2 separate regions of the Homo sapiens genome follow, and region 2 is linked to region 1. Evidence: read pairs that join two places in POLR2A ChIA-PET (ENCODE). Cell type or tissue: Panc1. All regions are shown on one strand. Links, peaks and the distances in the headings refer to the core of each region. The heading gives the core; the rest is flanking DNA. Region 1 has its middle 53 kb from the start of RNU6-1. Region 2 overlaps PIAS1 (protein inhibitor of activated STAT 1).

What was found. ChIA-PET counts read pairs that join two places held together with the same protein. Peaks named below come from ENCODE experiments on the same cell type or tissue, not always from the same donor. Only the 100,000 strongest peaks of a DNase experiment are listed, where the experiment ranks them.
Region 2: POLR2A ChIA-PET joins it to region 1 with 5 read pairs; 8 of 35 experiments call an interaction of 5 or more read pairs at or near these places.

Annotation. Positions count from the first base shown.
Region 1 is chr15:67,887,362-67,897,994 of GRCh38, forward strand. No RefSeq gene overlaps it. Among named protein-coding and RNA genes, the nearest start is that of RNU6-1, 53 kb to the left of the region's middle. In Panc1, for the core only: no CTCF peak of the experiment used is centred there; no DNase peak of the experiment used is centred there; H3K27ac peaks cover 4,752 bases.
Region 2 is chr15:68,062,002-68,072,807 of GRCh38, forward strand. The region is part of intron 1 of PIAS1 (protein inhibitor of activated STAT 1); the gene reads left to right. Among named protein-coding and RNA genes, the nearest start is that of PIAS1, 13 kb to the left of the region's middle. RefSeq lists an enhancer at 7,650-8,150. In Panc1, for the core only: no CTCF peak of the experiment used is centred there; no DNase peak of the experiment used is centred there; H3K27ac peaks cover 557 bases.

The DNA of each region.
Region 1 (10,633 bases), core at 2,634-10,633:
CCACCTTGGCCTCCCAAAGTGCTGGAATTACAGGCATGAGCCACTGCACTTAGCGCTCTTATTTATTGTCTATTGAGCATCTACTTTGTGTCCTGAGCTAGGCTTGGGGAAGTTATCAAATACTAAATCCTATGTATAGTTTTTTTAATTAAAAAAATATTAATTTATAGAGACAAGGTCTCACTATGTTGCCCAGATTGGTCTTGAACTCCCGAGCTCAAGCAATCCTCTTGCCTTGGCCTCCTAAAGTGCTAGGGTTACAAGCGTGAGCCACTGTGCCTGGTCATATGTGTAATGTTACCCTCAAAACACTTTAGTTTGGCTCCTGCTGGGGGATAATGCAAAGCACAGTAGTACTAACTCTTTATGTTGTTTTCTCTGTGCCAGGCACTGTTCTGGACCCTGGGAGTAGCAGGGTTGGAATTTGAATGCAGGGGTCTGGTTCTAACCACCCTGCCTCTCTGTACAAGTAATCCCAGTGCAAAAGACAAAGCAAGATGTGTTCTAATAAAGGGGAGATGAAGAACTATGAGAATTCAGAGGACCCAGTGATGGCTTCCAGCTGGGCATACCAGGGAAGGCTCTTTGTTAAACTTCACTTAGTGAACACCTATGGAGCTTTTATAGACAATACACATCCCTAAGCACTGGGGGAGTAAAGAAGCACATAAAACCAATGGGAAACATATAATTTGGTGGGAGAGAAAGAAAACAGACTCAACAAGCAAATGTCAAATGGCAGGTTGTGACACAAGCTACAAAGGAAACACAGGCTTCCTTGACGATAATACTCGGGGTGTGGTGGGGATTGGCACCTTGGTCAGGACAGCCTTGGAGGAGGCAGCTCTGAAACACTGAGCACTGTGAGACGAGGAGCCAGCCATGGGAGGAACTGTGGGGGATATTCTAGGTGCCAGAATGAGCAAAAGCCTGGAGGCAGAAGGGTGTCTTGGTATTATATGTTTTAAATACCATCGGAAGCTAATATGGAAGGGACACAGGGAGCAAGGAGCAAGTGGCTAAAGATGAAGTTGCAGAGTAGATACGGGCCAGTTTCTAAGAACTTTCTAACCTAAAAGAACTTCCTGAAAGTGGCTGAATAGCCTGGAGGTAAGGACAAGAACATCCACTCCACGTGCAGCTGTGATGGACCAGGCTCTATACATGCTCTTCACACAGTGTTGTATTCAAACTTGCCTACGACTCACTTGGCAAGATAGGGAGCTGAGGATTGGGTTTTATTCCCAGTGTGTAGGGAAGCCACTGAAGGGTTTTAAGCAAGGAAGTAGCATGGCTGGATTGATATTGTAGAAAGATCCTGTGGGCTGCTGTGGGAATGGAGTGAATGTTTGCAAGGGAGGAATGGGGGGACCAATTACCTGACTACTGCAGTCACCTGGGCAAGAGAGAGAATGGAGATTTGGCTAGAATGATGGCAGTGGACAGGAAGAGAGATGGATTTGAATTATATTTCAGAGGTGAGGCTGAGAGAAGATGTTGATGGATTAGATTAGGGTGGGGTAGGGAGAGGAAGGAAACGGATATATGCTCATTTTAAGTGACTCAAACAATTCAGAAAAGTATAATGAAGAAACCATTTAAAATCCTCTAAAATCCACTTGCCCAGAGAGTACTATTAACTTGATGGAGACACCCTGCTAGACAGCTTTCTATCCCCAAACATAGGGAATAAATGGGCTCCTTCAGTTGAAAACCACAGAGATCCACTGAAGCTGACTTATGTACCAGATACTTTGTTTCGAGGACTTAGGGGTGTCTCCTGGAACTGCACACCAGTCAGCTTCATGAAGAACTGGAAGCAGTGCAGAAAGCCGGGAATACAGGGGCCTCTTTTTTCTCTCTGGGGCTTACCATCTACTTCTCCCTGCCTCCTCTAGTCTTCTCTTCTTTGGCTGACTGACCTTGGTGTGCACACTCCATGTGGCTGCCCTCCCTTGCTTTGTATTACTCCCCAACTCCAGCATCTAACAAGATGTGCTGATGGCCTTGAGTCACAGATCCCATTTTCTGGGAGAGAAAATGGGATCCAGCACACTGACGATGAAGTGGTCCATTCTTTGTGTATTGGTCTGTTTTCACATTGCTATAAAAAACTATCTAAAACTAAGTAATTTATAAAGGAAAGAGGTTTAATTGACTCACAGTTCTGCATGGCAGGGGAGGCCTCAGGAAACTTACAGTCATGGTGGAAGGCAAAAGAGAAGCAAGGTATGTCTTACATGGTGGCAGGAGAGAGAAAACGAGCAGGGAACTGCCACACACTTTTAAACCATCAGATCCAGATCTCTTGAGAACTCAATCACTATCATGAGAACAGCATGGGGGAAACCACCCTCATGATGCAATCACCTCCCACCAGCTTCCTCCCCTGATTACAATTTGACATGAGATTTGGGTGGGGACACAGAGTCAAACCATATGACTTTGCAGGATGGAGAAAGGTCACTGGTACAGATGCAGGTAGGCTGTTTCCTTTGGTGGTGGGAAGATGAGGTGGCTCTCCTGGATGCTGCTTTTATTTCAAAGGAATGGGTGAGGTTGTCAGGTGTGAAGCTGAGAGTGGATTGGGGATGGGATGGGATGTTTTCTAAAAAACAAGAAGATATGAAATAATTTGTGTTTGAGAGTAGAGACATGAATGAGTGCTGATGGCCCACTTGAGGTTTGTGGTCATAAATGTAAAGAGAGATTAGTGGACAGAGTTGTTTTCTTCCAGTCACATCTAGCTGCTCAGGTGAAGGGAATTTGCTCTGGCCATTTTTCAGGACAATATAATGAGGAAGAGAGGGGCCAGGAGTGGTTATTGTGTTAGAATCTAAAGGGATAATTAAGAAAGTGAGAAGATAAGTGAAGGGATAGGTAGTGAAAACATTAGGAACTCTGGCTGGGGTTGAAGAGTTATTGAGTCAGGATACTAGAGTGAGAGAGCTGGAAATATTGGAAGGGTTGGCCAAAGAGTGAGGTGGGGTGCTAAAAATGATGATTTTAAGGTGGTGAAGCAGTCATTGCTGACAGTCCAGGGCCTGACCATGGCAGCAGGAGACTGAGGCCATAATGAGTACAAGACAGCTGGAGAGGAAGAGATCAGGAGTCTGGGCAGCCAGCCTCCTACCTGGCCCTAGTGGTTCTCATGAGGTGTATTCACTCCCCTTGACTAGTCCCTCCTGTGCTCATTGGGGCTGGCATGTGTAATAATAACTGTATGTCTTCTGAGGCTGTGTTCTAAAAGACATTGCAGCTTCTGTCTTTGTTCTCTTGGATTGTCTCAGGGAAGCCAGCCACCACGCCATGAGGACACTCAAGCAGCCCTGTGGAGAGACCTACCTAGTTAACCAACCAGCACGAATTTGTCAGGCATGTGAGGGAGCCACGTTGGAAGCTAATCCTCCAGCCCCAGTCAAGCCTTCGGATGATTGTGGCAGCCCCAGGAGATAGGCTACAGCAGCATCGGAGACTCTCAGCCAGAGTCATCTGTCTCTGGCTCCCCAAAGCCTGCCCATAGAAACTGTATGAGATCATAAGTGCTTATTGAGTTGTTTTGTTAATTTGGTTTTTGTTTGTTGTTGTCATTGTTGAAACAGAGTCTTGCTGTCATCCAGGCTGGAGTGCAGTGGTGCGACCTTAGCTTACTGCAACCTCCACTTCCTGGGTTCAAGCGATTCCCCTGCCTAAGCCTCCCTGCTTCAGCTGGGATTACAGGCATGCACCACCACACCCAGCTAATTTTTTTTGTTTTGTTTTGTATGTTTGTTTGTTTAGTACAGACAGGGTTTCATCATGTTGGCCAGGCTGGTCTCGTACTCCTAACCTCAAGTGATCAACCTGTCTTGGCCTCCCAAAGTGCTGGGATTACAGGCGTGAGCCACTGTTCCCAGCCTATTTTGTTAATTTGTGATTTGTTACACAATAGATAAGTAATACAGAACCTGAAAATCTAGGATGTTGGATGGGTTTTTGATACCGGAGTTGGTTGAAATCACAAAATGGTGAGTACTGCTGATGGTGAGAGAGGCTAAGAGCCAGCATCTAAAATCTTCAGGGAGTAAGGGAGATTATCCAGGAGGCTTCAATGAGAACAGTGAGTGGTATAGCCTAAGGACACGAACTTCAAGGGAACAGAATTTTGTAGAGAAAAGGAAGGATAATTAGTCTAGAAAAGGCAGTGTACAGCCAGGAGGGTACCTACCCCTCCTCCAGGTCTGTAGTATATGGGGTGTAGGAGAAAAACCAGCCCCTGCTTTAAAGGGCCACAAAAAAGCAACGTCCTCAGGCACAACCAGATTTTAGTGAAAGCAGGAAGGGGAAATGAATGTTTGGAGGAGAGGTTGAGGATTGAGGACATTTTCCTGAGGGTGGACCATGAATTTCAGGGTCACAGTGGAAGAATGGAGGAAGTAGGGAAGGGTGGGAAACTGGTTAGATTAAGGGATGTGATAAGAGTCTGGGTGATGATGGATTACCTCAGAGTCTTGGATATGGGGCGGCTATTGAGATAAATAGGGATGTGAGGCATGCGGGTGAGTCTGGAGGGTCTCAGAGAGGAAAATGGGTAATTAGTTTCTTCTCAGGGTTCATGCTTTATGCAGTTTCCAATGGTGAGACAAAAGAGAGCTGGTCTTCCCAGGAACACTAAAGACCTCTTTTCTTTTGACAGGGTCTTACTCTGTTGCCCAGGCTGGAGTCCAGTGGCATGATCTTGGCTCACTGCAGTCTCGACCTCCTGGGCTCAAGCGATCCTCCCATCTCAGCCTCCCAAGTAGCTGAGACTCCAGGCATATGCCATCATGCCAGGAGCCTTTAGCAGGCATGTCCTGCTAAAATTTTGGTTGTATTTTGTAGAGACGTGGTCCCACTATATTTCCCAGTGTGCGTCTTGAACTTCTGAGCTCAAGCAATCCTCCTGCCTTGGCCTCCCAAAGTACCGACCGGGATTAAAGGTGTGAGCCACCAAGCCCAGCCAAAGACCTCTTATAAATGCTGTTATAGGTAGTGTAGGGGCCATGAAAAGAGTTTTGCAAAAAGAAAAATTGTTCATATTTGAGAAGAAGTTCTTTGTCTTTTTTTTTTTTTTTTTTTTTTTTTTTTTTTTTTGAGACAGAGTCTTGCTCTGTTGCCCAGGCTGGAGTGCAGTGGCGTGATCTCGGCTCACTGCAACCTCCATCTCCCAGGTTCAAGCAATTCTCATGTCTCAGCCTCCTGAGTAGCTGGGATTACAGGCTGCACCACCACACCCAGCTAATTTTTGTATTTTTAGTAGAGAGAGGGTTTCACCATGTTGGCCAGGCTTGTCTCCAACTCCTGACCTCAAGTAATCTGCCTGCCTTGGCCTCCTAAAGTGCTGAGATTACAGGCCTGAGCCAATGCGCCTGGCCTGTTGGATCCTTTTATCTTTTTCTTATTGCTTTATAAATGATTTATATATTCTGGCTACAAGCCCTTTGTCAGTTCTATGTGTTGTAAATACCTTCTCCCATTTCATGACTTGCATTTTCACTATCTTAATGCTGTCTTGAAAAACAGAAGCTCCAATTTACCAATCTTTTCCTTTATAATTAGGGCTTTTGTATATCTTGACCAAGAAATCTTTCTTTACTCCAAAGTCTGAAAAACATTCTGGTATATTATATTCTAAAAGTTTTATTGGTTTGCCTTTCATATTTAGACTGTAATACATCTGGAATTTATTATTCTGTGTAGTGTGAAATAAAGGTAATTTTCATTTTTCCTATATAAATATCTAGTTGACCTAGTACCATGTACTGAAAAGACTTTCCTTTCCCTACTGCAGTACAGTGCCACCTTTGTGGTATATCATATGACAACAAGTTCATGTGTCTGATTCTGGGCTTTCAATCTGTTCTGTGGTCTATTTGTTTGTTCTTGTTCCAATACTACACTGTTTTAATTACCATGGCTTCATGAGTCTTGTTAATTGTTTGTAACTCCTCCCATTTTGTTCGTCTTCTTTAATAATGTCTTGATTATTTTAGGCTCTCTGAATTTTCAGATACATTTTAGAATCAGTTTGAAAATCTTGGCTTGGCGTGGAGGCTCATGCCTGTAATCCCAGCACGTTGGGAGGGTGAGGCGGGAAGATTGCTTGAACCCAGGAGATTGAGACCAGCCTGGGCAACATAGTGACACCCCATCTCTACAAAAAATATAACAATTAGCCAGGTGTGGTGGCACATGCCTGTGGTCCCAGCTACTCAGGAGGCTGAGGTGGGAGGATTACATGAGCCTGAAGGTCGAGGTTGCAATGAGCTGTGATTGGGCCACTGCACTCCAGCCTGGGTGACAGGGCAAGACCCTGTCTCAAAAAAGAAAAAAGAAAAAAAGAAAATCTCCACAATAACAGCCTATTAGGATTGGCACTGGGGTTGCATTGGCCCTGTAAATTGATTGGGGGAGAACTGACCTCTTTATGTTATTCAGTAGCCAATCCATGAATATCCAGTCCATAAACATCCTACATCTTTTTGTGTAGAAATGTAAGTGATGTTTGTAAATTGATTTTATACCTAGCGTCCTTGCTAAATTCACTTATTAATTCTAATAATGACAGTTTTGTTTCTTTCTATCCAGGCCTCATATCTCTCACATATATATATATATATATATATATATATATATATATATATATATATATATTTTTTTTTTTTTTTTTTTTTTTTTTTTTTGCCTTATTATACTAGCTATGACCTCTGGTACAATGTCTTAAGTAGCTTTATTCATGGTCGCAAAGGGAACACTTTCAACATTTCACTGGTAAGATTGATATTTGGAAGCCGAGGATAGCCTGTAGTCTCAGCTACTTGCAGCCACTTGGGAGGGTGAGATGGGAGAATTGCTTGAGCCCAGGAAGCAAAGGTTGCAGTGAGCCAAGATTGCCCTACTGTGCTCCAGCCTGGGGGACAGAGCGAGACAAAACAAAAAATTTATTGGCTGACATTTTTCTTACTTCCTGAGGTATATGCTTAGGTAATTGATTTTCAGCCTTTCTTGTTTTGGGATATATGTGTTTATAAGTCTATACATTTCTCTCTAAGCACAGGAAGTTCTGATATGTCATACTTTCATTATCATTCATCTCAAAATATTTTCTGATTTCCACCATAACTTGTTCTTTAACCATCCTGGTTCAATTAAGAAGCATTCTTAGGCCATGCGTAGTGGCTCATGCCTATAATCCCAGCACTTTGGGAGGCCAAGAATCACTTGAAGCCAGGAGTTTGAGACCAATCTGGTCAACATGGCGAAACCCTGTCTCCACCAAAAATACAAAAATTAGCTGGATGTGGTGGTGCAGCCTGTAATCCTAGCTACTCAGGAGGCTGAGGAATGAGGACTGTTTGAACCTGGAAGGCGGAGGTTGCAGTGAGCCGGGATTGCACCACTGCACTCCAGCCTGGGCCACAGAGCGAGACTCTGTCTCAAAAAAAAAAAAAAAGAAGAAGAAGCATTCTTAGTTTCCAGATACATGAGAGTATTCCAATTTCCTTTTTGTTATTAGTTTCTAGCTTAATTGAAGTGTAGTCAAATTTACTCCTTATGATTTCAATGTTTTAGAGGTTGTTAAGACTTATTTTATTGCGTAGCATGTAGTAAATTTTAATAAATGTTCTTTGTATTCAATTACATGATTCCATCTTGTTTATTGGGTGCAGTGTTCTACAGTTGTCAATAAGGTCAAGTTTGCTAATCATATGCAAATTTTCTATATCCTTCTAACTTTTGACAGCTTGTTCTATCACTTAAGGAGAGAAGTGTTTTAAAGTAAGCCTGTGTGAATATGTCTTTTCTCCTTTTTGTTTCTATTTTTGCTTTATGTACTTTGAGGCTAAATATTGAGTATAAATAAAGTTAGATGTACTTTATCTTTCTAGAATCAAATTTTTTTTCATTATGGAATGTTCCTCTTTATTTAGTAATGCTTTTTTGCTTTGAAGACAATTTTGTCAGTTTTAACTTTCAAACTTTCTGTATTCTTATATCTTACAGTTGTTTCTTGTAAACATACAGTAGGGCTTTGTTGTTTTTTATATAGCCTGACAATCTTTGTCATTTAATTGGAGCATTTAGTCCATTTACATTTAATATAATGTAAATGGTCATTGATTTTTCATCACTTTTTGTTAGTTATTATTTTTATTTAATTCTAACATTAATTATTTGCTTGCAACTTGTTCCTCTGTTTTATGTTCTTCCCCCCCATTCCTTCTTCTCTTCCTTTGAAATGGCTTTTAAAACTGTTAATAGAACTATAATGTATGTACAGAAAAAGGCCTAAATCTTAAGTGCATACCTTGATGAACTTCATCAAGTTAGCTTCATAAGCTGAGCAGACATAAAAGACCACATAAACTGAGCACATGTGTATAACTGAGGCAGGAGAATAGGGAATTAAGGTAGCCAAGGATTGGGTAATAAGCAAAGCAGTTAGGTTGGAGCATAAGCAAAGGAGTAGCAGGTGCAGCCAGTTCACAGAAGCAAGAAAACAGCAGGTGCAGCCAGTTCTAGGCAAGATTGGGCAGCATACAGGCCACCTCTTTACTCCTGTGATAAGACAGAAGTTTCCACTTCGGCCTCTGATTGACTGGTCCAAGCCTCCACTTTAGCCTCTGAATAGTCACAGGGCAATCCTTTATAGGTTGTAACCAATTGGAGGCCTCTAAAAGCACCTAGGGGTGTTGCCAAAGTCCTTTGGCTTCATAAAAACCCCGGGGAGCATTGCGGTGAAGAAGCGCTTGAGCTGCTTGTTTGAGCTTTCTCCCGCTCTGTGAGTTGTACTTTCGCTTCTTCGATAAATCTGTGCCTTTATTACTCTGTTCTTTTGTTGTTTTGTTTGTGCATTTGTTGCTTCTTTTGTTGCTTTGTGTGTTTTGTTTACTCTTTGCACAACACACCAAGAACCTGGACAACTCACAGTCAAGACCTTCTATCCAGTAACATACTTTGGTGGGCCAGCCAGAAGGTAAGCCCAAATTTTGGGATTTGTTTTTCCTTTTCTTTGTCAAAGCTGTCATTTGTGGGCATGAGTTGAACAGATAAAAGCCAGTAGGGTGCCCGTCGCTTGAAGTCTTCTGTGACAGGATAACTTGGTCATAGAACAGGACACTTAGGTCCTGCTGAGATCAAGACAAATTCGTGCAACAGACAGGTTTTTGTTTGTACGGCAAAATGTCTTTGAGGAGGTTAGACCCCTCAGGCCAGGCACGGTGGTTCATGCCTATAATCCCAGTACTTTGATAGGTCGAGGCGGGTGGATCACTTGAGGTCAGGAGTTCGAGACCAGCCTAGCTAACATGGTGAAACCTCATCTCTACTAAAAATTCAAAACTTAACCAGGTGTGGTGGCACATGTCTGTAGTCCCAGCTGCTTGGGAAGCTGAGGCAGAATAGCTTGAACCTGGGGGCAAAGGCTGCAGTGAGCTGAGATGGTGCCACTGCACTCCAAGCTGGGCGACAGAAAGAGACTCTGTCTCAAAAAAAAAAAAAAAAAAAAAAGGAGGTTAGACCCCTCATTTTCTGATTCCTATACTGGTCTTGTTGATGATTTGTCGGGAAGTAGTAGTGCAGAATTACTTTTCCACTTATTTATATTCCTCTTTAAGAGTGGGGAAAGAGACTGCTGTTTCATGAATTCTTTATATTTCTCTTAGAGTGGGGCAAAGGATTCCTGTTTTATGCAGAATTCTGCTTTCATGAGAACCCGGAATTTTTAATGGTTTGTAGGGATAAATCCGAGACTTTATTGTTAATGGTTTTAAGGTACATTGCAAGGTCTCTTGTTTCATGAGGGTTACAGGCTGAAGAAGGATCACATGAGTCCAGGAATTCAAGACCAGACTGGGCAACATGGTGAAACCCCATCTCTATTTTTTTTAAAAAAAGTAAATAATGTAATAAAATAATCATAGGCCAGGTGCGCTGGCTCACTCCTGTAATCCTAGCACTTTGGGAGGCTGAGGTGGGCAGATTACTTAAGGCCAGAAGTTTGAGACCAGCCTGGCTAATGTGGTGAAACCCCGTCTCTACTAAAAATGCAAAAATTAGGCAGGTGTGGTGGTGCATGCCTCTAGTCCCAGCTACTCAGGAGACTGAGGCAGGAGAATTGCTTGAACCTGGGAGGCAGAGGTTGCAGTGAGCCGAGATCATGCCACTGCACTCCATTCTGGGCAACAGAGCAAGACTCTGTCTCAAAAAACAACAAAATAAAATAATTAGAAACATGTTTGTGTCTGTCTCATTTTGCTCAAAATTATTTGTAAAATTAATCCATGTTTGTATTAGTCTGTAAATCTGCCATAGCAAAGTATTAGACTTGGGTGGCTTAAACAATAAAAATTAGTTGTTCTGTAGGCAAGAAGTCCAAAATCAAGGTCTATCAGGGTGGTTTCTGGTTAGGCTTCTCTTCCTGGCTTGCAGACAGCTGCCTTCTTGCTGTGTCCTCAAGTGACCTTTCCTTTGTGTGTGTGCAGAAAGAGATTTCTGGTCTCCTCCTCCTGTAAGGACACCCGTCCTATTGGATTAGGGCCCCATCCTTATGACTTCATTTAAACTTAATTACCTTATTCAGGGTCCTATCCCCAAATACAGTCACACTGGAGGT
Region 2 (10,806 bases), core at 2,807-10,806, 170 kb after region 1:
GAACAAATTATGTTTAAGATTTGTTTCTGTCAGAGACTGGGGCCTGATACTCTTGTCTATAAGACAATCTAAATTGAAAATATTTTTAGGGTCATATCTTCGCTCTTTTTTCTTGCTGCTGCTTAGATGAACTTGAATAACATTAAATCCAGAATAATTTATCAAGGGCTGTTTTAGATTTACCTTTTACATTATTTTAAGTTATAGAGATAATAAGTGACTACACTTCTCATTGTAATGATCTAACAGTAAATAGGGTAAAAATGGAAAGACCTCATCATCTTCATTCTTAGAGGGAATCATTTTGGTGTATATCTGTGTATTCTTATTTGGGTGGGCAGGGGGAGGTGACAGCTTTATTGAGATAAAATTAACATATCCCATTACAGTTCACCTCGTTAAAGTGCACAGTCAGGTAGTTTTTGGTATATTCACAAAGTTGTGTAACCATTAACCACAATCAGTTCTAGAATATTTTTTCACCTCGAAAAGCAACCCTACATCCTTTTAGCATCATCCCCTTCCCAAACCTTACCTCACTCTTAGCCCTAGGCGACTGATAATCTATTTTGAGTCTCTGTAGACTTGCCTATTTTGGGCATTTAATATAAATGGAATAAAAATATGTCACTTTTTGTGTCTGGTCTTGTATTCATTTTTTTCTCTGCATGGGCATTTAAATGTGTATGTCTGTATAATATTTTTAATTTATTGTGTGTGTGTATGTCTAGATGAGAACAAAACTAGGCACATAGAAGGAACTTAAGTGAATGTACATGTACATAAATATCTTTTCTAAAACTGTGAGACCATACCATATGTAGCATCCTACAGTTTGCTTTTTTTTACAATAGATAGTGAAGATCTTTCCATGACATGTCCAGACAATGAGATGGTCTCATTCTTTTTAACAGTGTGTAATATTTCCTATGTATGTTTATAGAGATTTACCTCTTGAATTTATCAGTGTATATGGTTAAAAGTTCTTAACAACTTGTTTTGATGGTTTTGCTATACACTACTGGTTTTTTTAAAAAAATAATTGCCACATTTAATGTAACCTCTGTAGTATTAATGCTGGAGTTTCACTTAACAATAGGAATGAAAACATCACAGGTAAGGGTTGTATAGCTTGAGGAGAAATGGAATGCAGGGTCTTTATGCAGTTCTGGCAGTGCTCAGCCAAAGCAATTCATTTTGTATTTGGGTTTCTGAATGTGAGCAAGCCTGTTTTTAAAAAAGCTCATGGCATAGTGCTTAAAATAGAACTTAACATGCTATCTTGTGCTTTATGGTGAATTTTAAGACTTTTTCTTGCAGTCATGCAAGTCTAATCTTAAAGATTGGAAAGATTTCAGAGTAAATATTTTTTCTCATATGTTAAAATCATCATTCTGGTCTATGGGCTTCTGTAAGTTACCCAAGAAGGGGACTGAAGAGGCACAGAACTGGCTCAGAAACTGGCTTATAGTAGATTCTCAGTAATTGTTATTTATTAAAGAATTATTTATCACATTCTGTTATTTATTATATTTTTGGGTATCTGCTGTGTATGAGGTACCAGGTTATTGGTGATTTTAATATATTATCACATATGTGTGTATATTTATTTAAATATTTCTGTTATAGCGGAATGTTTACTAAAAATTATCTTTTTAAAAATTATACAAGTAATGCATCAGTTCTTACAGAGGTTTTCAAAGTCTATTTCTCAGGCCTCTGGTGGTTCCCCGAAGTTTTTCTGAGGGTTCTCCAGGTCAAAATGATTTTCCTAATAATAGGCATTATTTACGTGCTGACATTTGCAAAATCAGTGGTGGGTAAAACTGCCAGCACCTTGGCACAAATTAAGGCATTGGTACTAAATTGTACTAGTAGTTGTGTTCTTCATCACTGTGCACTTGGAATTAAAAAAAAAAATGCCAGTTAAACTTTATGTCCTTGATGAAGCAATAAAACTTACTAATTTTATTGTATCTCAATCCTTGAGTACATTTAAAAATATATTTTGTATGATGAAATGAAAAGTACCTGTAAAACACTTTTATTGAATATCAAATCTGATGGTTAACTCAAGGAAAAGAACTTGTGCAGTTGAGTTGTGAGCTTTTTAAATGGAATACCATTTTTACTTGAAAAAATGGCTGGCAAAGTATGGTTATACAGACTAGGGTATTTGGCATACATTTTCATGAAAATAAACAAAGTGTGCCTGTCACTACAGGGAAAACAACTGACAATATTTGTTACTAATGATAAAATTTAAGCTTTCAAATGAAAATAGAACTTTGGAAGACATGTATTTGCCACTGTGAGCTTGACAGTTTCCCAATACTTGACTTTTTTGATAAGATCAGTGTGATATTAATGAATGTGTTATGTTGAAGTTGCATAGTGAAATATGTCAACATTTGGAAGAACTGCATAACTCAGTGAACTAATATTTTCCAAATAACCAATGCATGATATTACAAAATCATGCCTGGATAAAAAGATCCATTGGAAATGGAAGATAGACCAATGAATTTCAGTTTATCAGAGTGGGAAATATTCATTGATACGGTTTCAGATTCCTGCGTTGCAGCAGCCTTTAAGAACCTGCCATTTGTTGTGTTTTGGTGAAGGATCAAAGAATATCGAAAGTTATCTGAAAAGGCTAGAGCATTTTAATAAAAATACTCTATTTTTTCCCAACTCTATAGAGCTTCATAAGGCTAGATTTCCTTTATATTCTTCATCCAAAACAATCTAATACACAGATTGAATGGAAAAGTAGATGTGAGAATCAAGATGTCTTTATTAAGCTAGATGTTAAAGAGATTTGCAAAAATGTAAAACCATGATAGTCTTCTAATTTTTATTAAAAATATTTTTTAAATATGAGATTTATGTTAACAAGTAATGGATTAATTAATTAATTTGTTTTTTGAGATGGGCTTTGCCATGTCGCCCAGGCTGGTCTCGAAGTCGGGGGCTCCAGTGATCGCCTGCCTCGGCCTCCCAAAGTGTTAGGATTACGGCGTGAGACACCATGCCCAGCTATTATTTTTTTTTAAATGACAAATCTTTTAAAGTTTTCTGCTTTAACTGCAAATACAGTAAATATTGATAGATTTAATCGACATAAAGTTTTTTTGCGGGGGGGATGGTCCTCCACTTTCAAGAGTCCCAAGAGCAAAAACTTTGAAAACTTGATCTTTTTTAAAATTTAAAATTTACAGTACAGCAGTGCCTAATTTAAAATGGGACGATCCCTTTCACCTTCCCACTCATGGTATTTTTTATAACTTAAAAGGAAAAATAAGGCTGGGGGCAGTGGCTCACACCTGTAATTCCAGTGCTTTGGGGGAGACCTAGGCAGGCAGAGTGCTTAAGCTCAGGGGTTCCAGACCAGCCTGGACAACATGGCAAAACCACATCTCTACCAAAAATACAAAAAATTAGCTGGGCATGTTGATGCGCACCTGTGGTTCCAGCTGCTTGGGAGGCTGAAGTGGTAGGATTTTTTGATCCTGGGAGACAGAGGTAGCAGTGAACTGAGATCCACTGCACTCCAACTGGGTGACAGAGTGAGACCCTGTCTCGAGAAAAAAAAAAAAAAAGAAAAAATTTATTTCTAGTGATCTCTTACAAGGCAGTTTGCTAAGCAGAGTTATTTAATTAAATCCTGCATCTCTGTAAGTAATGCTAAACGGTAGTAGCTTGCATTGCACTGAACGAATGTGCTTGAAGTACTTTTTTTTTTTTTTTTTTTTTGGAGACAGGGTCTCCCTCTCTTGCCCAGGCTGGAGTGCAGTGGTATGATCATGGCTCACTGCAGCTTCGAACTCCTGGGCTCAAATGATCCTTCCACCTCAGCCTCCTGAGTAGCTAGGACTTCAGGTGCTTGCCACCATGCTCAGCTGACTAAAAGCTTTTTTTTTTTTTTTTTTTTTTTTTTTTGGAGATAGGGTCTTGCTGTGTTGCCCAGGCTGCTCTCAGACTCATGTGATCCTCATGCCTCAGCCTCCTAAAAGTGTTGGAATTCAAGGTGTTGAGCCACTGCACCTGGCTTGAAGTACTTGTAATCAGTAATGGTGTGGGAAATATATAACTTAATTTTTTCAAGGTTATGTTTTTTCTTTTTTCTTTTTTTTGAGACAGAGTCTCGCTCTGTTGCCCAGGTTGGAGTGCAGTGACATGATCTCGGCTCACCACAACCTCCGCCTCCTGGATTCAAGCAATTCTTCTGCTTCAGCCTCCCGAGTAGGATGCGCACCACTGTGCCCAGCTAATATTTGTGTTTTTAGTAGAGATGGGCTTTCACCATGTTGGCCAGGCTGGTCTTGAACTGCTGACCTCAGATCATCCACCTGCCTCAGCCTCCCAAAGTGCTGGGATTACAGGTGTGAGCCACCATGCCTGGCCTGATTGCTTTTTCTGTAGTAAAATATAAGAATCATATGAATAAATGAAAAATTCCCTAACTTAATATTAGCCAAGAACTTCCTCTCCAGCAGAGCTTAGCTCTTACCAAATATATATGATTGATTTGCATTCTACCTATTTTGTTTTTTTCCTTTCCCTTTTGTGGGATAAACTTGAAACAGGACCTAGAAATTGTAAGACTCTGAATGCTTTTCAGTTTCTTTCTGCATTTCTTTAGAGTGGTGTGTGAAAAACTTCAGCCTCTGTTCCTTAAACATCTTTCCCCAGGGTGTCAAAGTAAGACTGGAAAAGGAATATTTTTGTCCCAGAAGTTATTCTAATATGTGATTTCAAAATCAGGTAGCATCTTAAAGGTTAAAGACCTTTAAAAAAAAAGTATAGTATTTTGTGTCTAATTGAATCATAATCAGGGAAAAGAACATGAATTTTAGAATTGCCATTAGTCTTCACCTCTGAATTTAGATAGTCCCAGGAATGAGATTAATGGTCTTCTAAGTGTGAGTAGGTCTGGTCTGTCCATTTTTTCCCGAGAGGAATTCTATAATCTCTTGTTGAGGCTACTTACCTGGCTGATAATGTTTGGGGAACAAGGCAGGATAAAGGTGTCCCACTTATGAGTATGCAGACTTTGCTTAATCTCCACTTTTAGATTTGTGCCTCACCCTTGATCTTAGTTCCATGCTGGTCTGAGTCTGGAGCCTCTCTGGTTCAGTTGTTCCAGTAATCCTCTGGCCTCTTGTGTTACGAGAGGCTAGTGGGCATGGTAGGGAAGTTGTCTCATGGATATTTAGTTAGAGGAGACCTGAGGGTGTAACCATCCTGTATGTTCAGATTTTCTAACAGCCCCCTTGTACCTTGCCCCCTGTGTTTTTAGATATGCTTGCCTTTCTTTAGTATTCCCCTCTCTAGGCATTTGTAGGTTGTAGCTTCCTCTTCTGATTTAGTTACCACTGCATTGCCTGCTTTTCATCATCAAAAAGTTTGTTGAAATTTCTAGTTGGTTATTTTTTTTTCTTTTTGTCCTTGTGGATTAAAGATTTTTCTTTTTTTCTTCCCTCACTGTCATTTTGTTTCTCTTTATGGGGGGAATATGGCAGACATTTGTATATGGTGAATTCATATTTAACTGGAGGTCATTGTAAACTTTCTGTGAAGCTTATAATACAAACTATATTAATATATAATAATGATTCTTAAATAGATGCCTATGTTGAATTAAGATTTATATTGAGTGGTAGTAGAAATCGTGTTATTTTCTAAGAGAAAGCTAGGTTGCTTTTTTAAAAAAAATTAAATTATATACAGCGTAGTATGTATAACCTTATAGAAAAATGTGTAACTTATAGAAAGGTAGTAAAACAAACATCAAGCCTAATAAATAGAGCATTCTAAAACCTTGAGGCCTTCCTTTGTGCACCCTCATCCTCTCTTCCCCATTTCTTCTAGGTAACTTGTATCAATAGTGTATTTTAAAGGTGAAAACTAGGAGTGAAACAGTAGTTTTGTATATTATTATTTGTAATGTTGTCTTAAAACCATTGCATCTAATATTTTATATCATAGTCTTGTAAATTTCCAAATTTACTGTAGCATTCTTCAAAGAGGAGGATTCCGTAGGAGAAGGTGGAGAGGAAAGTTTTGGAGACCTGAAAATATGTATAGGGTGAACGTGGTGGTTCACATCTGTAGTCCCAGCACTTTGGGAGGCTGAAGTGTGCAGATTGCTTGAGTGCAGGAGTTTGAGACCAGCCTGGGCGATATGACAAAAACCTGTGTCTACAAAAAAATACAAAAAGTAGCTGGCTGAGGCATGTGCCTGTGGCCCAGCTACTTGGGAGGCTGAGGTGGGAGGATCGCTTGAGCCAGGAGGTTGAGGCTGTAGTGAGCTGTGATGGCGCCACTGTACTCCAGCCTGAAGGACAGAGCATGGCCAATATATGTGCTCATAGATTTCAGTAAGTACATCTGGTGATGTTTGTGGAAGAAGGGACTTAAGTTAATTACCACAGTGATTTACCCGGGGTTAAGTCTTTTTTTTTGAGACTGAGTTTGCACTCCTGTCACCCAGGTTGGAGTACAATGGCGCTATCTCGGCTCACTGCAACCTCTGCCTCCTGGGTTCAAGTGATTCTCCACCCTCAGCCTCCCGAGTAGCTGGGATTACGGGTGTCTGCCACCATGCTTGGCCAATTTTTGTATTTTTAGTAGAGAAGGGATTTTGCCCTGTTGGCCAGGCTGGTCTCGAACTCATGACCTCAGGTGTTCCACCCACCTCAGCCTCCCAAAGTGCTGGGATTACAGGCATGAGCCACCGCCCCTGCCCTGGGTTAAGTCTTGAAAAGTGCTCAGGCTTATGTGTCAATGCTCTCATCCACGAAGAAGTTGAATCGTCAGAGTTATGAGAAAAGTCCAGCTTTTTGGCAAGACCATTAAAGTCTGTGTTACACCTTAAATGTTTTTGTCCTTTTTTTTTTTTTTTTTTTTGAGGTGGAGTCTTGCTCTGTCACCCAGGCTGGAGTGCAGTGGCACAATATTGGCTCACTGCAACCTCCACCTCCTGGGTTCAAGCCATTCTCCTGGCTCAGCTGCCCCAGTAGCTGGGATTACAGGTGCGCACCACCGTGCCCAGCTAATTTTTGTATTTTTAGTAGAGACGGGGTTTCACCATGTTGGCCAGGCTGGTCTCGAACTCCAGACGTCGTGATCCGCCCACCTCAGCCTCCCAAAGTGCTGGGATTACAGGCGTGAGCCACCGCACCCGGCCTTGTCCATTATTTTTTTGGATACATTTAAAAAACTCTTAGTAAAACATAAAAATAGTTATTCCTTTACTGGGCTTATAATAAGTATTCTTTGTGGCTATAGGTATTCTCTGCTAAATCTTGCAAACAAGCATTCTCCCTTACGCTCCCCTCCTCCTTCCTTTTGCCCGTTTGACCTTTGGTATCACATTTACTTAAAGCAAGGTTCTTATCCAGTCATTCTATCAATAAAAATGAGTGCTGATTTATATGCCAAATCAGCTGTGTTAAATGCTCACACATCATTTGGGAATGAAATAGAGTTTTTGCTTTTGTGAAATTACATTCTAGGCTGGGCACGGTGGCTCATGCCTGTAATCCCAGCACTTTGGGAGGCTGAGGCGGGCGGATGACAAGGTCAGGAGATCGAGACCATCCCGGCTAACACGGTGAAACCGCGTCTCTACTAAAAATACAAAAAATTAGCCGGGCGTGGTGGCGCGGGAGCCTGTAGTCCCAGCTACTTGGGAGGCTGAGGCAGGAGAATGGTGTGAACCTGGGAGGCGGAGCTTGCAGTGAGCCGACATTGTGCCACTGCACTCCAGCCTGGGTGACAGAGCAAGACTCCGTCTCAAAAAAAAAAAAAAAAAAAGAAATTACATTCTAGTACTCCTGTAACTATATGAAAAATAGTTTGGTTCTCTTGTACCTTTCCATATTTGAATTTTTATAGAGAGCAGATGTTTTAATAATTAGGAAGAACTTTATTTTGGGAAATGTTTTCTGGAATATGAATTAACAATGTTAAATGCATTGTTAAAGTTTAATAGTCATTTGTTGTATATATGCTTCCTAAAGGTAGTTTTTGGAGGAAGGAGATGTGGGAGGAGCAAGGAAAAGATATGAAAGAGTTATTGTAGGAAGTTTGATTGCTGGCTCACTGGAAAGTTTAGTGAGATGCCTGTGCCCATTGAGATTGACGACTGTGGATGTAAAATAACATCCATCTGCATGAGTGCATGCATTCTTTTCTCCTACAAAGTGGGAACTAGTTGAATGTGCCAGGCATGGAGGGACAATGGAATTTTGCAAAGAAATGTTTAGGGGCTAATGGATAGGGCATGACAACATCAATGAATTAGAGATCTTTGTGAATTGAATTCTTGAAATGAAGCAAGTAAGAAAAGGAGGTTGTAGTTGGAAAATGAAATGTTCGAGTTAGTGATTTTGAGGGTGGTGCAGGTTCTGCTGGAAATGTCTAAGATGTGGCCTCGGAAGTGGGTAGCTGAGGGTGGAAAGTAATGATGAGGAGTTAAGTTGGAGCCTGAATGGCCAAGGCAGGTACTAAAACTTTACTTCAGTGAATGACAGGATGACCTAGAAGATGGACTGTCCAGTACTATGGCCACTAGTTCTGTGTGGGTATTGAGAACTTGAAATATGGTTAGTCCTAATTAAGATTTGCTGTAAGTGTAAAACATACTGGATTTCGAAGACATAGTATGAAAAAAAGAATGGAAAATATCTCATTAATGATTGATATTGATTGCATGTTGAAATAATATTTTGTTTATTGGATTAAGTAAATATATATCATTAAAATTAATTTCACCTACTTGTAATTTTTTGAAATAGAGATGTGGCCTCACTATGTTGGCCAGGCTGGTCTTGAACTCCTGGGCTCAAGTGATTGTCCTACCTCAGCCTCTGAAAGCGTTGGGATTACAGGCATGAGCCACTGTGCCTGGCCTTTTTACTTTTTAAAATGTGGCTAGTAGCACATTTAAAATTACGTGTGTGTCTCAATATTTGCAGCTTACATTGTATTTCCTTTGAACAGCACTTTTCTAGAGATATTACTGCTCATAAGTAGAATGGGAATTAGGTGGGAGGACAATTGTAGGGGTTTGTAGAACCCAGTGGCAGAATCCTTTGGGAGAGGGAGTGGACATTGAGGCTTATTTTCATTGAGTTGCTGGTGCTTTCTCTTCTGCTGTTGTTTGTTCTTGGAATTAATGACCTTCTTTTCACCCCCGCCCCCCCGCCCCTACCTCCCTTCCCTCCATGGAGTGGCTAACCCCAGGGAGTTTGCTTCATTCTTTTTTTTTTTTTTTTTGACAGAGTCTCACTCTGTCGCCCAGGTTTAAGCAATTCTCTGCTTCAGCCTCCTGAGTAGCTGGGATTACAGGTGCATGCCACCATGCCTGGCTAATTTTTTGTATTTTTAGTAGAGACGGGGTTTCACCATGTTGGCCAGGCTGGTCTTGAACTCCTGACCTTGTGATCCACCTGCCTCGGCCTCCCAAAGTGCTGGGATTACAGGCGTGAGCCACTGCGCCTGGCCAGCTTCATTCTTTTGAGGAGAAAAATAATAAACGATAATAGAAAGCAGTACCAACAAAACAAATAACCATGTAAATCTAAGTAGTTAACAATGTATTCATAAGAGGAAGAGGTCACTTCTGGCTAAGCTTATTTCAGACTGGGCCTTAGAAGAGTTTTGGAAGTTGGTGGCCAGGCACAGTGGCTCACACCTGTAATCCCAGCACTTTGGGAGGCTGACGTGGGGCGGAACACTTGAGCCCTGGAGTTTGAGACCAGCCTGGCCAACTCTACAAAAAACAGAAATTAGCCATGGGGAGTGACGTCAATCTGTAGTCCCAGCTACTTGGGAGGCTGAGGTGGGAGGGCTGCTTGAGCCTGGGAGGTCAAGGCTGCAGTGAGCCATGATCATGCTACTGCATTCCAACCTGGGTGACAGAGTGAGACCCTGTCTTTAAAAAAAGAAAATTAAAAAAGGTGATTACTGGGATATTCTTTGAAGCAAGGGTAACAGCATGAGCAAAGGTAATGAGGAGAGAAAACATTGAGGTATGTTTGCGGAACAGCTACTAGATCCACATGTGGATATCTGTGTAAGAGAGTAATAAGAGTTAATGGGAAGTTGGCCGGGCGCAGTGGTTCATGCCTGTAATCCCAGCGCTTTGGGAGGCTGAGATGGGCGGATCATGAGGTCAGGAGATCGAGACCATCCTGGCTAACATGGTGAAACCCCGTCTCTACTAAAAATACAAAAAAAATTAGCTGGGCGTGGTGGCGGGCACCTGTAGTCCCAGCTACTCGGGAGTCTGAGGCAGGAGAATGGCGTGAACCCAGGAGGCGGAGCTTGCAGTGAGCTGAAATCAGGCCACTGCACTCCAGCCTGGGTGACAGAGCGAGACTCCATCTCAAAAAAAAAAAAAAAAAAAAAAAAAAAAAGAGTTATGGGAAGTTGGGGCCAGATTGTTATGAGAATTTTCCACATTGAAACTATGTATGGAGTCTGAAACTATGTTGAATGCTATAAAGGAAAGGGACAGAATTCTGTAAGAACATTAACTAGGAAACCTGACTGAGTTAGTGTACTCAAAGAAGTCTTCCCTATTTCTGAACCATCTGAACTACAGACTTCCTCCACATCCAAGTCTTTTCAAATCTTCTTAATGTTATGCCTTCCTTTCCTTCTCAGTTGTTACCGTCACTATTTCAGACTCTTGTAGTGTCAATTTTGTATTCATAAAACAGCCTCTAAATTGGTATCATATCTTACATCCCTTTTCAAATTATTTACTCTTCAATTAGATTTATTTTTTTATGT